2 separate regions of the Homo sapiens genome follow, and region 1 is linked to region 2. A link is an interaction called in ENCODE POLR2A ChIA-PET data of the cell type or tissue named here. Cell type or tissue: Caco-2. All regions are shown on one strand. Links, peaks and the distances in the headings refer to the core of each region. The heading gives the core; the rest is flanking DNA. Region 1 overlaps AHCY (adenosylhomocysteinase). Region 2 overlaps PIGU (phosphatidylinositol glycan anchor biosynthesis class U).

Region 1 (2,902 bases), core at 274-2,773, 290 kb before region 2:
CTCGACCTCCCAAAGTGCTGGGATTACAGGCATGAGCTACCGCACCCGGCCCAGCTAATTTTTTTGTATTTTTAGTAGAGACGGGGTTTCAACCATGTTGGCCAGGCTAGTCTCGAACTCCTGGCCTCAGGTGATCCGCCCATCTCGGCCTTCCAAAGTGCTGGGATTACAGGTGTGAGCCACCATGCCCGGCCAAAGCTGTGTCCTTTGTTACTCTGCCTCCATCCTGACCCCACATGCCGTCCATCCACCCCAGCACTCCCTAAGCTGAGGCTGCCATCATCCCCTGCAGGGATTCTACGAGCCTCCTCTAAAAGCCTCTCTCCCCACCACCCGCCATTGTTGCTTTTATTCTGCACACAGTAGCTAGAGTGATCTTTCTAAAACTACAGCCTCACCACATACAGCTCACCTGCCTGATACCTTCAGGGATGCCGGCTGCCCACAGGATAAGGTTGCCACGTCTGGCTGGCTCTGATGCTAGGCCCTCTTCTCCCCATCCCCCTGCACAGGTTGCCACCATCTCCTCAGCTCTCCTCCCTGGCAGCCAGCACTCCTCTGCACTCCCATCTGCCCAGCCCACTGGCAAGGCGGGAGCTTCTCACCTGCGGCTTGATGTTCACCTTCTCCACGGCGTTCTCGTTGAGCCACTTGACATCGATCTCCACGTCAAAGTGTCCAATGTTACACACAATGGCATCATCCTTCATCTGCTCAAAGTGCCTGTCAGGCAGCCCAAGACCGTGGGAGATTGTCAGGGACAGAAAGCTGTCCCAACTCTGCCCTCCTCCCTCACTCCCCGGGACCCCCCATCTGGCACCTACCGGCCAAGGATGATGTCAATACAGCCTGTGGTGGTGACAAAGATGTTGCCCTCCTGACAGGCCTCATCCATGGTGGTCACCTCATAGCCTGTGCAGAGACAGTGGCTGTGGGTCATCTACGGTGGCCTTGCCCCTCCCTCTGGCCCCAGTGGCTGACAACCAACCCTTGCCCTATCCTACCCTCCATGGCAGCCTGCAGTGCGTTGATGGGGTCAATCTCGGTGATGATGACGCGGGCTCCGAAACCCCGCAGGGCCTGGGCACAGCCCTTGCCCACATCACCATAGCCTGCTACCACCGCTACCTTGCCGGCAATCATCACATCTGTGGCCCGCTTGATGCCATCTATGAGGGACTCCCGGCAGCCATAGAGGTTGTCAAACTTGCTCTGAAAGGAAAGGGGGTAAGGAGACAATAGGGGCAGGCAAGGCCCTGGGGCCAGGACAACTTGGCCTCAGAGTATTCTGAAGAGCCCAGGCATCATGGGCCCACCAAGCATCCCGGCCTGGGCTGAACCCCTCCAGCACCCAATGCCCCCACAAGCCCTTCACCCCGATCGGCTCAAAGAGCTTCTCTCTAATCTTTCTCTGCCAGTGTGGAGCCTTCCTAGGCATCAGTTACTAGGAGAGATTGCCCGGTCAAAGACCTTGCTTAACTTGAAAGCTCTTCTTCCCAAAGCCATAAAGCTCCTAACACCCAGCTCTGACACCCCTTTTAAACGCACTCATTAGCCTGTCTATAACCGCTTTTGCCCCCTCAAATGAGGGCTTCATGTCCCTAATCTCAGCCTTCCTGGGCACTCTTCTTCAGAGGCCTCGTCCTGAGCTGCAGCCACTGTAGCGGGAGCTGTCACTGCCCCTCGGCTCACCTTGGTGACGGAGTCATTGACATTGATGGCAGGCACCTTGAGGATCCCATTGGCCATCATCTTGTAGAGGTTGTGGACCCCAGTCGTGGTCTCCTCAGAGATGCCTCGGATGCCTAAACAAGAGGGGACAGGACAAGCCTCAGAGATGCCACACCTGTGCTCATGCAAATTCCTCATCTTTACCCCCTAAAGCCATTCCTCTTTCTGGGTTCCCATCTCTGTGACTGATCCCACAGGCCCCCCAATCACCCAGACCCGCGTGAGGGAGGAGTCCCCAACGCCCTCCTACAGGGAAGCCACCACCAGGCCTAGTGACTCTGCCTCCGAACAACTCCCAGCTTCTCTATTCTCACTGCCGCTGCTCTAGTCCGTGACCCTGTCGCTTCTTCCCAGTCTCCCTACCACAACCCATCCTCCATGCAGCAGCCATTTCTAACATGTATCTTCTCAGAGAAATCTTCTCAACGCCCTCCAGTTATTTCCCCTTGCTCTGCAAATCAGGTCAAACACTTTTCTATTGGCCTATTAGGCCCTGACACATCTGGTCTTCACGAAGTTCACACCATACCCGCAGTGAAGGCTCCCTTTGCTCACTGCTATCCTGTGGGCCTCTTTTCTGTTTCCTGAACACTCCAGCCATTCCTGCCTCAGGGCCTCTGCACTCTGCGTACCTGCTTTGAACAAAGCTGGCTCCCTCCCAGCTATTCCCAACCATGGCCCTGTCTGTGCCTGCCCTTGGGCCATCAGCTCAGCTGCCCTAGCCTCGCACCCTCAGAAGTCAGGAGGCCCCAGCATGAATGCCAGAGCCTGCCATCCTCCCATCTTCCAGATCCTGCTGCTTGAGGTGATGGGAGTCCTGCCAGGCCTGCGGCCATCATGTGGGCAAACAGGCCCCACCCAGGCCACCAGCACCCAGCCCACCTGCCCCGCCCTGCTCACCTGGCAGAAGCTGCGGGTACTTGGTGTGGATGAGGTTGGTGAGGTCGCCCCCGTCGTCCAGAATCATGTTGAGGGGCCCGTCCTTGAAGTACAGGGTCTGCTCAATGCACCACAGGTACTCCTCGTCCGTTTCGCCCTTCCAGGCATACACTGGAGGGTGAGTGGCACATCAGGGCCTGGACTTCCCAACTGGTACCTGCTCCAGGGAACAACTCTGGCAGAGCCAAAACTACCTCCTTCCCAACTCCCATCCCCAGCCACCTCCGGCCCC
Region 2 (2,902 bases), core at 128-2,627:
AAGAAAACAAATGAAGTCAGCATTCTTTATGACTGGGCTTAAATGACTGCTTGGCAGGATAATTAGGCAGCCTCCCTTGCCAGAGGCCCCTCTGACAATTGGACGCAAGGCAGGAAGTGCCTCCTTGCTGATGCCTTTTTTCTCTAACAACATGGTCAGCAGGGTCTACAGACCCATAGTGCGATGAACTTCTTTCCAGGAAGAGAACTGTGAACTGCACAGAGCTTTTCAGTTCTTAAGGGCTGGGACTATTCTTGTTAACTTAAACTAATAGCAGTTTCAATTATTATTTTAACCTAATAATAAGTGATAGCAATGGGTATCCTCTCCTGAACTCCCTCTGTGTAAAGTCCTTTTCCTGCATCCTCTCACGTGATCCTCACCACATCTCAACCACCCCTCAAGGCAGGCAATCCTGGGCCAGGCGCAGTGGCTCACATCTGTAATCCTAGCACTTCGGGAGGCTGAGGCAGGAGGATGGCTTGAGCCCAGGAGTTTGAGACCAGCCTAGGCAACATAGTGAAATCTCATCTCTACAAAAAATTTAAAAATTAGCCGGGTGTGGTGGCATATGGCTGTAATCTCAGCTATTCAGGAGGCTGAGGTGGGAGGGTTGCTGGTGCCAGGAGGTTGAGGCTGCAGTGAGCCATGATCAACCACTGCACTCCAGCCTGGATGACACAGTGTGAGACCTTGTCTCAAAAAGAAAAAAAAAAAGTAGGCAATCCTCTCACCTGTACTTCACAGATGAGGAAACAGATTCAGAGAAGTGCACTGACTGAGTAGGTTAGTAAGCGATGGAGTTGTCTCCAGAGCTCTTAATCACGCCCAATACCATTCTCCTGAGTGCTGATCACACTTCCAAGCTCTGGTCAGGAGAGAGTTGGGGGACAGAGCTCAATCTCGGTGCCCCTCCGAGAGCTGACCAAGTGCTAAAGGGAAGCCAACAGGGAGAGGCTGGATCTATACCCTCCTCAGCTACATTTCAACCACATGCACATGGCCTACTTCTGCACAGTACCTAGATGCCTAGCCCATGAAGGTTTTCTTCAGAGATTAATGACCTTTTTGTCTTGCAGGTCAAAGGTCAGGGTGACTCAATGGGTATGAATCTGAGATGTGCAGACAAACATGTCCACACCCAGAATGCTCCAGTGCTGCTGTGCAGCAAGTGCCTCAGAAACGCAGCTTGGCAAAGGCGTGCAGCCCTGTAGCCTCTAAGAAGCGTCCAGCTATAGCTCAGTGTGAACATCTTCCTAAACACAATCCACATCACTGGCTTCAGGCTTTTCAGGTAGCTGGTAACAACGGCAACATTTCTATGAAAAGGCTGGTGAAAATGCGGTGACAAAAAAACAGACTACAGCCTCCTGCAGCACTGCACAGGGACTGGGGTGGCCTGAAGGGCCCTGTTCCTACAAAGCTGGCACTGGAAACAAATCTTGCAGGGGGCAGGAGAGCTTAGGTAGAGCTTCATACCCAGGCAGAAGAGAAGACAGCAGGGAGAGCAGGTCTCTTCATATTTTCTGTCCCCACAACTGTGTGGGCCTGGCTTAGGTCATAAAATGGTGACATTATTGCCTAGCCAGGAGCAATGTGTGGCTTTGCATGCAGACAATAAAAGCTGCCGGAGAGCTGGCTGCACGGCCAGTGCGGAAAGGTGCCCTGGGATCCCTGCTCCTCTTCACCCCATGGCTGGGCCTAACCGGAACAAGGACAGGGAAGGTGGACCACAGACAGCTGGAGAGCTCAGCTGGGCAAGGCTGCCAGAGTTCCGGAGCCTGCCAGGCCATGGAAGGAGGGTGTTCTGTCAGAAGCCAGGCCAAGGCTGTGTCATGGGAAGGAAGCATCAGCTTTTGAGATTTTACAGAATGGGAACCACGTGCATTGGTGCACAGACCATGGAGAATGGCAGGAAGGTTAGGACAGAGAACTTGAGCTCTTGAAACCTAAATCAAACTCTTTCAGGTTCCCCAGACCATCTAGGCGTATCTGTACCTGTCTGTGTCTGTTTTCCCTTATCTGAAGCTAGGATAATAGAACCATTTCCGGAGGCTACTAAAAGCAATCTCTCCGGAGCTTGGCATGGTGCAGGGGGATAAGCATAGATTCTGGAGCCAGACAAACCTGAGTCTAAATCCCAGCTCCACTGCTTACTAGCTGTGTGACTGGGAAAATCATCCCACCTCTCTGAGCATCGATTTCCTCAACTATAAAATGGGAGTGATAAGAATCTAACGCCTACCTCCAGGAGTTGCTAGGTTAGGTATGATTATGTTTCAGAGGGTCTAGAAAGGCACCTGGAATGGAGCAGGCCTAACATCTATCAGCTCTCTTAGACTGCAGAAGAGGACTCCACACATCCTTTGGAGGGAAACAGATCAGGAGATTAAACAGTTGCAGGTGGCCAGCCTCCCAACTAAACCATCCAGAGTCCCTGTGGAGGACCTGTCACTGGGCTGTTGATGGAGACATTCCACCAGATACACTTTTTCCAAACACACTCCCCTCCACAACTCCTGTTCTTTTTTTTTTTTTTTTTTTTTTTTGAGACATGCACTTCCGCCTGTCATCCAGGCAGAAGTGCAGTGGCACAAGCAGCTCGCTGAAGCCTCAAACTCCCGGGCTCAAGTCATCCTCCTGCCTCAGCCTCCCAAGCAGCTGGGACTACAGGGGCACACCACCACACCTGGCTAATTTTTGTTGTTGTTGTTGTTGTTTTTGTTGAGATGGAGTCTTGCTCTGTCGCCCAGGCTGGAGTGCAGTGGCACAATGTTGGCTCACTGTGACCTCTGCCTCCTGGGTTCAAGCAATTCTCCTGTCTGAGCTTCCAGAGTAGCTGGGACTATAGGCACCCGCCACTATACCTGGCAAATTTTTGTATTTTTAGTAGAGACAGGGT

The links. Peaks named below come from ENCODE experiments on the same cell type or tissue, not always from the same donor. Only the 100,000 strongest peaks of a DNase experiment are listed, where the experiment ranks them.
Region 1: POLR2A ChIA-PET joins it to region 2 with 10 read pairs; 2 of 35 experiments call an interaction of 5 or more read pairs at or near these places.

Annotation. Positions count from the first base shown.
Region 1 is chr20:34,289,727-34,292,628 of GRCh38, forward strand. It overlaps AHCY (adenosylhomocysteinase), which reads right to left. Exons shown (of 10, transcript NM_000687.4): 4 at 2,632-2,781; 5 at 1,693-1,805; 6 at 1,005-1,212; 7 at 825-912; 8 at 606-723. Among named protein-coding and RNA genes, the nearest start is that of AHCY, 12 kb to the right of the region's middle. In Caco-2, for the core only: no CTCF peak of the experiment used is centred there; no DNase peak of the experiment used is centred there.
Region 2 is chr20:34,581,980-34,584,881 of GRCh38, forward strand. All of the region lies in intron 9 of PIGU (phosphatidylinositol glycan anchor biosynthesis class U), which reads right to left. Among named protein-coding and RNA genes, the nearest start is that of MAP1LC3A, 25 kb to the left of the region's middle. RefSeq lists enhancers at 1,216-1,717, 1,718-2,217. In Caco-2, for the core only: no CTCF peak of the experiment used is centred there; a DNase peak (open chromatin) is centred at 1,132.